2 separate regions of the Homo sapiens genome follow, and region 1 is linked to region 2. Evidence: chromatin loops called from intact Hi-C (ENCODE). Cell type or tissue: ascending aorta. All regions are shown on one strand. Each heading gives the region's core, and the rest is flanking DNA. Links, peaks and the distances in the headings are about the cores only. Region 1 overlaps LOC124903082 (a long non-coding RNA gene). Region 2 overlaps LOC105370003 (a long non-coding RNA gene).

Evidence for each region. Peaks named below come from ENCODE experiments on the same cell type or tissue, not always from the same donor. Only the 100,000 strongest peaks of a DNase experiment are listed, where the experiment ranks them.
Region 1: a loop joins it to region 2, with 2.5 times the contacts of the local background. A loop is called at or near these places in 1 of 110 quality-filtered maps.

What each region holds. Positions count from the first base shown.
Region 1 is chr12:115,322,659-115,328,037 of GRCh38, forward strand. LOC124903082 (a long non-coding RNA gene) reads right to left here. Exons shown (of 11, transcript XR_007063592.1): 6 at 1,170-1,245. Among named protein-coding and RNA genes, the nearest start is that of LINC02463, 560 kb to the right of the region's middle. In ascending aorta, for the core only: no CTCF peak of the experiment used is centred there; no DNase peak of the experiment used is centred there; H3K27ac peaks cover 3,771 bases.
Region 2 is chr12:115,658,364-115,663,742 of GRCh38, forward strand. The region is part of intron 1 of LOC105370003 (a long non-coding RNA gene); the gene reads right to left. Among named protein-coding and RNA genes, the nearest start is that of LINC02463, 230 kb to the right of the region's middle. In ascending aorta, for the core only: a CTCF peak has its summit at 3,133; DNase peaks (open chromatin) are centred at 2,178 and 3,018; H3K27ac peaks cover 4,111 bases.

The sequences.
Region 1 (5,379 bases), core at 323-5,322, 340 kb before region 2:
CACATGGTGTGTGGGAATCTCTGGCCACCTAAGATGTGCTTTCTTATGTTTTCCGCTAGCACACCTATAGGAAGAAATGGGGTGGAGATGCTGTGTTGAGAAGGATTCTGAGGTCCATACTCACTGAGAAAGTGCATTTATGGTTTTTCCCCCCCCCCCCTTATCTTTAATAGACACTCAAATATTTGCTGCCTGGATAAATGGAAAGAGAAAAGAGAGAGAGAGAAAGAAAAAGAAAGAAAGAAAGAAAGAAAGAAAGAAAGAAAGAAAGAAAGAAAGAAAGAAAGAAAGAAAGAAAGAAAGAAAGAAAGAAAAGAAAAGAAAGAAGGGAGGGAGGGAGGGAGGGAAGGAAGGAAAGAAGAAAAGGAAGGAAGGAAGAGAAAAGGAAAGAAAGAAAGAAAGGAGAGAGGGAGGAGGGAGGGAGGGAAGGAAACAAGGAAAGGAAGGAAGGAAGAGAAAAGGAAAGAAAGAAAGAAGAAAGAAAGAAAAGAAAAAAGAGAAGGGAAGAAGGAAAGAAAGAAAGAAAGGGAGGGATGGAGGAAGGAAAGAAGGAAGGAAGGAGAAAGAAAGAGAAAGTAGGAAAGAAAGAAAGAAAAAGAGAGAGGGACGGAGGGAGGGAGGAAGGACGGAAAAGAAAGAGGGGGAGGTAGGTAGGGAGGGAGGGAGGGAGGAAGGAAGGAAAAAAGAAAGAAGAAAGAAAGAGAAAGAAAGAGAAAGGAGGAAAGAAAGAAAGGAATGAAGAAGAAAGGAAGGAAGGAAAAGAAGAAAGAAAGAGGGAGGGGGGAAGGAAGGAAGGAAAGAAGGAATGAAGAAAGGAAGAAAAAGAAAGAAAGAAAGAAAAGGAAGAAAGAAAAGAAAAGATAGAGAAAGAAAAAGGGAGGGAAAGAAGGAAAGGGTAAGGAAGGAATGAAGAAAGGAAGAAGGGAGGAAGGAAGGGATAAAGCAAGGAAGGAAGATGGTGAGTGAATGAATACCTGAGCAGTGAGATCTACCCCTTAGGCAAGAGGAAATGAATCATATCACAACCATGGATTTCAAGTGAACATTTTGAGAAGTATCAATCCCAGATGTTTGCTGGAACATGCTCCCTTCCTATTTCCATCCCATTTTGAAAGTCACAGTGTAGGTAGGATCCCCATGGATATTGTTTATTTTGAAGTATATTCTACCTCATTCTGCTGAAACACACTGGCCACACAGGAAAGTCAAGGAAAGACTGAGGAATTGCTCCGGATTGGAAGGAAGCTAAAAGAAACAAGAAAACCAAATGTAACGTGTGATTCTTTGGCTACAAACACATCACTTTTTTTCTTTCTGAGATGGGGTATCCTAGTGGTGTGATCACAGCTCACTGTTGCAACCTCGACCTCCTGGGCTCAAGCAATCCTCCTTCCTCAACCTCCCATGTAGCTAGGACTACAGGTGCACACCACCACAGCTGGTTAATCTTTTTACTATGTGTGGAGATGGGTCTTGCTATGTTGCCCACGCTGGTCTTGAACTCCTAGGCTCAAGCAACCCTCCCACCTCAGCCTCCCAAAGTGTTGGAATTACAGGTGTGAGCCACCGTGCCAGCCTACAAACACATCATAGAGACAATAGGCGAAACTTGAATGACATCTGAGAACTATAGGGTAACAATGTGTCAATACTACTCTTCTGAATTTAATAGTTATATTTTTATTATAAAGGGAAATGCCCTTGATTTTAGGAAATAAATATTAAATTGTTGGGGCTAAAAAATATAAACCTTGACCTAAAATGTAAGTGTACATCTTCTCCTATTGCTTCCAATATAAAGATAGAACTTACACCAGAAAATATACTCAGAGTTTCCTAATAAACATCTTTTCCGTAAAAAAAAAAAAGTAGACATAAATATGCAGAAGAGATGAATTTAATCTACTTATATCCAGCTTGATGTGCTAAGGAGAAACTTTCCAACGCCCGTGAAATATGGTCCCAAAGGAGAGTGTACTTTTTAGAAGCCATCGAACGTTGAGGCAAAGGAATGGACTTACAATTTTACGAAGTCTTAGGTCTTAGAATATTATGAGTTGTCACATCCTGGGGCAGTCACAGAGATTTCATGGCTTTTACCCTCCAAGAGCAAGAATTCCAGGCACGTTTCAAAAATAGTGTCTTACCATGAAATACACCTGTCAAAGTTCCTTCTTACTTTGAAAGATGTCTTTTTTTAAAAAAAAACCCCAATGGAAGAAACGTCCTTAATTCACAGTTCTCAGGGTCAGATTTTTGTAAGGAAGTTTTGGTGAACAAATAACTGAACAGATGCCGGAAAACCTAAGACTTTCATTTGAGTAGAGGAGAGGGATTTATTAGACCACTAGATTAAAATTCCTGTATTTAAGACATATTTCACAAACACTTAATGGGGTTTTCCCACCCGTTAAGAGCAAACTAAGGGCACAATGTTCCATTTTAATAGGGGCAGTAACTCCATTTCATTTATAGACTAAACGGACAGGAAAAAAAAAAATACAAGGGCAGTTCTCGCCAGAGAAAACATGACCTAATACAAGGGCTCAGGCAATGTATTAGAAATAAAGGCCTGTCTGTAGCCCTGGCCATTTCTTTTCCTTTTTTCTATTTTTGGGAGGGGGTGGTGATTTGGAAGAAAAAAATTCTGTGGTTGATATCCAATGAAGTTAACACTTCTCGGCCAGGACTTCTATTACATGCAAACATCATGAATTATAATTAGAGAACAGCCTATTTACACATGAAGGTACACTGGGTCAAGTGAAAAACTCTGCCAAGAATCTCAGCTTTTGGCTGAGAAATATTGGCAATTGGCATAAAGAAAATGGTCCTGGAATGGGACAGAGCTGGGAGGAGCCAGGAGATCTAGTTTTCAATCCATGTGACATTAGCAAATGGATGTATTGACATGCAAAGATTTCCCAGTAGATTAAGTTAAAAATAGCAATGTATAAAAAGATGTAAAGTATGATTTTGTTTTTTATTAAGAAAGACAGTGAATGTCTGTGTTTTTATGTGTACCTAAAAAATCAGACTTATGCCTACTGGATTACCAAAGTGTTTATTCTTGGTAGGCAGAGTTACTAGAATATGTCCACTTGCCATATATGTCATATTTCTATGTTGTTTGAAGTTTTAAACAAATATAGGTCACATTATAATTAGAAAAGGTTATAAGAGTATTTCCAGTAAAGGAAAAGGCAGTCTCTATCTTACAGAGTTCACTTCTTCTTCTCTAGAGGAAACCTCTATGTTGAGTTCAGACACACCTGCTTTATAATCCTGGCTCTGCCATTTACCCAGCTGTTGACACCAGGAAAACCACTGAGCCTCTCTGAGTCTATCCTCTATTCTATTACGTAAGGACGTTCCTTTCTTCCTAGACTGGCAATGAGGATTATGTGAGGTAATGTTTGCACAGGGCCTGGCCTAGCGCCTGGCACTCACAAAGTGTTCAATTAAAGAAAAGAAAAAATGAGTGCCTTGTCTTTTTAACAAGTACAATGGACAAGATCTAAACTTTAGCCAGGGATGTCAAACCATGACCAAGGGGGATGCAGTGGGGTGCCTACTTGGTATGTAGCCTGCAGCTTGGCACTGCATAGACAAAAATCCATCAGAGCACGTGTTCTCTACCTAAGGCACTTACTTGCTAGGTGGGAGACTGATAACTGTGATTAGTAACATTTTTTTTTTTTTTGAGATGGAGTCTCACTCTGTCACCCAGGCTGGAATGCAGTGGCACGATCTTGGCTCACTGCAACCTTTCCCTCCTGGGTTCAAACGATTCTCCTGGCTCAGCCACCTGAGTAGCTGGGACTACCGGTGCATGCCACTAAGCTCAGGTAATTTTTCTTTGTATTTTTAGTAAAGTCGTGGTTTCACCATGATGTCCAGGTTGGTCTCAAACTCCTGACCTCAAGTGATCTGCCCCCATTGTCCTCCAAAAATGCTGGGATGACAGGTGTGAGCCACTGTTCCCAACCAGTAACATATCTTGAGCACCTACTATGTGCCAGGCACTGCTTGATTTCCCTAATGTGATAACTCATTTAATCATTGCAATCACTATTGTAGACAAACACTATTATTATTATCATCCCCCCTTTACAGGTAAAGAAATCAAAATACAAATAAATTACCTGTCTTGGCCATGGTCACCCAGCTGGTTGGGGTACAGCTGAATCTAGAACCCAGAACCCTGACTTCCGAGTCTGAACTCTTAACCCCCATGCACACCTTTGCCATGTAATTAAGGGTGAGGCCAGGGTTAGAGAGGGGAATTCAGGAAAAAGGGGCAGCTTTGTAACAGAAGCTTAGCCACCAAAACCTTGGAAAAGGCCAGGGGTGCTTAAACTTGAGTGACTACCAGAATGTCCTGGGGGGCTTACAATAACACAGGTTGCCAGGCCCTACCCCCACGGCTTCTGATGCAGCAGGTTCAGGATGGGGACCAAGGATGTAAATTTCTGAGAAGCTCCCAGGTTATGCTGCTGCTGTTAGTCCAGGTACCCCAGTTGGAGAACCACTGTTCTAAGCCCCCTGGGGTGCACGGGATTCAGACTGACTAGGAGCAAGGGTAAGGTAGCCCAGGAACTGAGACCTTCCAAATATGCGGATTATGCAAACAATAATACCAGCCATCTAGTCCATTACTAAAGGCTTCAATGACTTCAAAACGTTCATGGAAGATGTGTATTATTCACATCTCCTTATTCACTAGTCGTGGCATAGCCATGCTGATTTTTTAAAATGTTAAATCATGAGTAGCTTTAAAGAAATGTAGCAAAAACACTTGTTTATAAATGCAGCATAATTGCCCTTTGATTTTTCACCTCTGAGTGATGAAGCATTCAAAAAGTGTCCTTCAACAGTGTATTAGTCTGTTCTCATGCTGCTAATAAAGACATACCTGAGAGTGGGTAATTTATAAAGGAGAGAGGTTTAATTGACTCACAGTTTAATTGACTCCCCAGCATGGCTGGGGAGGCCTCAGGAAACTTACAATCATGGCAGAAGGGGAAGAAAACACGTCCTTCTTCACATGGAAGCAGCAAGGAGAAGAATGAGCAAAATAGGGGTCAGGGGGAAGCCCCTTATAAAACCATCAGATCTCGTGAGAACTCATTCACTATCAGGAGAACAGCATGGAGGTAACTGTCCCCATGTTTCAATTACCTCCCTCCAGGTCCCTCCCACGACACATGAGGATTATGGGAACTACAATTCAAGATGAGATTTGGGCAGGGACACAGCAAAACCATATCAAACAGCCAATCAATGAAATGAAAAGGAATTTCATTCTTTATCTGAGTCTATCAAAGGATGTTATTGAGGATGCATTTCATGGCTCACCCCATGTTACTTCCAGTGAAC
Region 2 (5,379 bases), core at 272-5,271:
GTTGACATTGCTTCTGGGGGCATCAACTCTCTGATACTTCTGACCATCCTGGGCTGAGCACATATCTGCAGTCAGACAGCCCTTAGACAGAGGACTAAATGTCAGTGTTTTGGCAACTGTCAATCTAAGCTGTAGTTGGCTTGAGAGGTTAGAGGGGGCACAGGGTTATAGGCAGGGCACCAAATAGCATCTATATGATTATTATTCCAATCTTAGAGGAGAAGAAATAAAAGCTTAGAGAGGTGAAGTAACTGATTTAGATCACAGAGCCCATAATGGTGGAGCTGGGATTGAACCTGGGTCTATGGATTCAAGAACCTGAGCTATTAATTCCAATGCTCCCCAGCCCCATCCATTAAAGGTGGGAATTAGTTCTAAACTGCCTTCCACCTACACCTCACCATCTCTGGTTCCAGCTAACAAGGTTTAGAGTTGAGGGAGAGGAGTTTTTACATTCATGTCTGTCACCCCTCTCTGCTGTCTCTAGGACAAGTTCAGTAGAGAGGTGGGAGGGGGTTCAAACATGAGGCTGGTGTCCCTGGCAATCATGAAACTTCCACCTTCCACATCAGCTGGCTGTTCATCCCTCTCCCACACCAATCAATGAGGCTTGAGGCTCTGAAAGTTTGGAGAAATCATTTAAACATTCTGACCCTCAGCTTCCTCATCTAGACTGTGGAAGAAATGATGAGTACCTACTTCATAAGGTTGTTGACAGAATTAAATGAGATAATGAATAATAAGAGCTTAGCATAGCATCTGGCATATAATAAGTGCTTGTTAGTTTATTATTTCTATCATGCATTATTAATTATTATAATTACCTGGGAATCTGATCTTCCACCTACAAATACTTTGTTTCTAAAATGAAAATCAGGACATTACCTGTGACAGAGTCTAACAACAAAAGGCAATAAGGAAAATAAGACAAATTCACACTTAATTTCCCTTGATGGTCTACCATACCGGGGAAGCTACAAGCTGACCTGTATATGCGTCTTTATGGAAGGGGAGAAGGATGTGTGTGGAAGCCTACAGCCATCTGGCCAGGCCCCTCTGTTGCCTGATGTCAACGTTTGACTTGTTATGGCCCTGTGATGGCCCTGCTTTTCTCCTTGCCCCCATAAATTCTGTTCTCAAGGCAGCAGCCACCAGAGTAGTCCTGTTAAAACATTAAGGCAGATCCTATCACACTTCTGTTCAAAATAAAACAATGGTTTCCTTTCCTCCCAGAGAACAGCTAAGCCTTGACGACGGCCACAAAAGCCTCCATGCTGCAGAGTCTGAACACTTCCTTTATCTCCTGCCTCCCCTCTGGGCCCTGTCTCCAGCTCCCCCCACTCCATACTGATTCCCTTGGTTGTTTTGACAGCCCAGTGCATACCCAGGGTATTTCCACTGGCTGTTGTCTCCTTCTGGGATCTTCTTCCTCCATAACCAAATGGCTTACTTCGTTGCCTCCTTCAAGTCTTTGTCAGATGTCACCTTCTCAATAAGGACTTCCCCAACCACACCATTTAAATTACAACAATCTCCCATCCCCATCGCACCAGTGAGACTCAACTCCCCTTCACCTACTCTATATATGTATTGACCATCAACAGACTATCATTTACCTATTTAGTATTAAATAGTTCACAGTTTACAGTCTTGTCTCTGTCCCTATAGAACTGTTCTCCCTTTAGAACAGTTATTCTTGCTCCCTATAGAATGGCATCTGCAGACATATCTTGGGGGCAAAAAGAGTAATTTTTTGCTCTACTGGAATCTAGTAGGTAGAGGCCAGTGACACTGCTACACATCCCACAATGCACAGGACAGCCCCCACGACAAAAAATTCTCCAGCCCAAAATGTCAGTAGTGCTGAGGTTGAGGAATTGTGCTATAGAATGAAACTTCCCAAGGACAGGGCTTTTTGGTTGATTTTCTACATTTTGCTATATTTCAGCATCTAGAACAGGACCTGGAACATAGTAATCACTCAATAAATATTTGGGGGATGAATCATCCTTAGAAACGGTCCCCAGAGGGAAGACTTTCAGAGTCTGGAGATCTCAAAAACATGCAAAATTCCTTTTAAAATCAGCAGCAGAACAAATACACGGACACGGATCGGACAGTGGGAAAGACCCAGTTCCTTGTTTGTAAAGGAATCGTTTCCACCGGAAAGAAAGAAAGATGTCCTCCAACGGCCCCACCCGGAACTCGCACATTGTGTTCTAAGTTTAACACACCTTGTGCTCTCTCTGCTGAAACCCTTGGCTCCAACCCATAATATCTCTGAATCCAGGAAACCATTATGACTGGTCAGGGTCAAAGGTTGCTCCTATTGTAACCCACTTCCTCCATCAGAGTTTTAAATTTGGAAAACGTTCTTATTGCTATTGTATGGAATGTCAGCTCTCAGATAACCTCAGAATTATTTTTATTTGTCTACCATGACCACCCCACCACACACCAAAAAAAAAAAAAAAAAAAAAAGGTTTAAAAAAACCCCGCAGAGTGGGAGGGGGCTTTCCTCAACATACTGTTAACAGAGAAAGAATCAGATAAGAGCCAGCTGATATTTTCAGCCTTTAACTGAATAAAGGGAAGGAGAAGTAGTTAAATTCCCAAAGGGCCCCCAAAATTAAATTCCAATATACTTTTTAAGATGGCTAGGATAGGAAAATGATCAGAACCCTAAGAGCGTAGCAATTTTAGATATTAGCAAGCACTTAAAACTTTAAGGAGGTTGTTCTAATAGTCTAGGACATTTCCGGAACTTATTGCCCACTTTTTATTTTTACATGAGGAAGAATTATAGTACCTATAAATATGCCCTGGAATTGTAATGAGGACAGGAGAGATATCTCTATATTTGACCAGGAAAAGAAGAAGATCCAAAGGGAATTTGGGTGATGAGGAATGCCAGATCTTGGAACTACATACAGTAATTAAATGGCAAAAGGAAGATTGTCTTGGCCAACAGTCCGGAAAGACTGGGCACCTTGCCATTTTTAAGGAGAAGGCATGTTAGAGGAAAGAGTAGCTGGAAGGTCTTTGAGGCACTTACAAAGTCAGAAAAAAAAAGTTATTTCAGTCAGTTCTGCAAATATTCAGAGCCTTTCCTCTGTTTAAGGCCCAATGCTAAGTGCTGGCAGTACAGACAGGAGACGCTAGAGTGTGATGCCAGATGCATGGGCTTTGGGTTTTGATGGCTGCTCTACCACTTACTTGCTGTGAGCCTGAGAAGCATACTTAACCTCACTAAGACTTGGTTTCCCCAACTGAAGAATAGGATGGAAAATAATCATTACCTCATGGGGTTGTTGTGAGGATGCTGTTTGACAGAGTCTCCAGCATGTTGAAAGTATTGAGTAGTAAACATTAGCATTATTAGAAGAGAAGGTTTTTCTTAAAACGTTCAGATTCTAATGGGGCAAACATCGTCATAATTAAGAGAGCAGCTATAATTTATTGTGCATCTGCTATATGCCAGGTTCTGTACTATCTCATTGAATCCCTGCAATGCTATCTCATTGAATCCCAGAAACAATCTTTGATAGACATAAGCACTGCCCAACCATATGTCTGGTTCTCCTTCAGCCCTTAGGGCAACTGCACAATCCAATACTCTTTGCATTTGGGTTGAGCCATGTGATTAATTCTGGCCAATATAGTGTGGGTTAAAATTATGCCTGTCACTGCCTTGCTGGAACATTTAATTGCCTATGTATGACCCTGACGCTCATAATCTTCTCCTTGCCACCATGGCAAGTGCCATGCCAGTTAGTGGGGTCTTGGTCATCATTGAGCCCTTGCTGCCTAGAGAGTCATATTTGCCCACTAACATACCCTGTACTGGCACCTTTCCCTTCTCTTCTCATTTTCTTACTTCTGTATCAGTACTTCCTGGTGGAATCACTTCCCCCAAAGCTTCTTGTACTCAAAATCCAGTTGCTTGTCCCTAAGGTAGTCATCTTCACCACTGAAGACAGACCTTGAAAATCCCATCTGGAATTATCTAGAGATGAACTAAACTCTCCATCAGGTTAAAAAAAAAAAAAAAAAAAAGTGGGTGTTGCTCCAACTCCTTAATCTAATTTATTTTGAACCATCTTCTGTCTATGTGAATATTGCTCTTAGTCCTACAGTGAGAATAACAGAGAGGAGGCCCCTGCTAATGTGCAAAGAACACGTAGCATGAGGAAGAAATAACCCTGTGTTGCTCTAAGCCATTGAGATTTAGGGATAGGTCATTACTATAGCATGACTTAGCTTCTACAGGCTCTCATACAACCCTATACAATAAGCACCATACTCATCACCACTCCACAGGCAAGGGACATAAGCTCAGAAAGGTTAAATGATCTGCCCACTTTCTAAATCTCACAACTAGCAAGCCCTGGGGGCAGAATTTACACCCATTTCTGTCTGAGTTCAAAGTTCACGCCCAAAATTGCTATACCATACAGATAAAAGGATCATTCATTTGCACTTAAATAAAGATTTGTAAATTATAAAACATTAAATAACATGAAGAATTTGTTGCCAGTATAGAATGTTGGAAGACTACTCAAGCAAAACCGTGCCTTCTCCTGAGAATTGAAAACAGGGCTTTAAAAACAGGCTAAAATAGGCTGACACCTCTGATATAGATAAAATGACCAAGTATAGCATCCAGAACCGAAACAACACTCAATACACATTACTATGTGGACAACAGGATGGGAGAGAGGGAGGAAGCAGGGAGAAACTTCATTTTCTGTTGCCATGTTCCACATTGTCATGAGACAGGGGCAGATGAAGAGAATCTCTGGTTACTGGGGTTGGGAAGCCTTTATTCTTCATCTCCTTCATCTGTTCAGAATGATTTCATGAGCTAATTAGCCCAAGGGTAGCCCTCAACCAATGATGAATATAAGGTAGATGATAAATGCTCAGGTCTCCTGCCTCTCAACTCAGAGATGAGACAACACTGAAGGATGTTCTATACAATCTCCCAGAAGTCCCTAGAGTACGATTACCAGATTAAGCAAATAAAAATACAGTAAGCCAGTTAAAATTAAATTTCAGATAAACAATGATCAAGTTTTAGGATAGGTATGCCCTATGCAATATGTGGGACACACACTAAAAAATTACTTGTTTAGGCAGGGCACAGTGGTTCACGCCTGTAATCCCAGCACTTTGGGAGACCAAGGCAGGCGGGTCTCAAGGTCAGGAGTTCGAGACCAGCCTAGCCAACATGGTGAAATCCCGTCTCTACTAAAAATACAAAAATTAGCCAGGCATGGTGGTGGGCACCTGTAATTCCAGCTACCTGGGAGGCTGAGGCAGGAGAATTGCTTGAACCCAGAAGGCGGAGGTAGCAGTGGGCTGAGATCGTGCCACTGT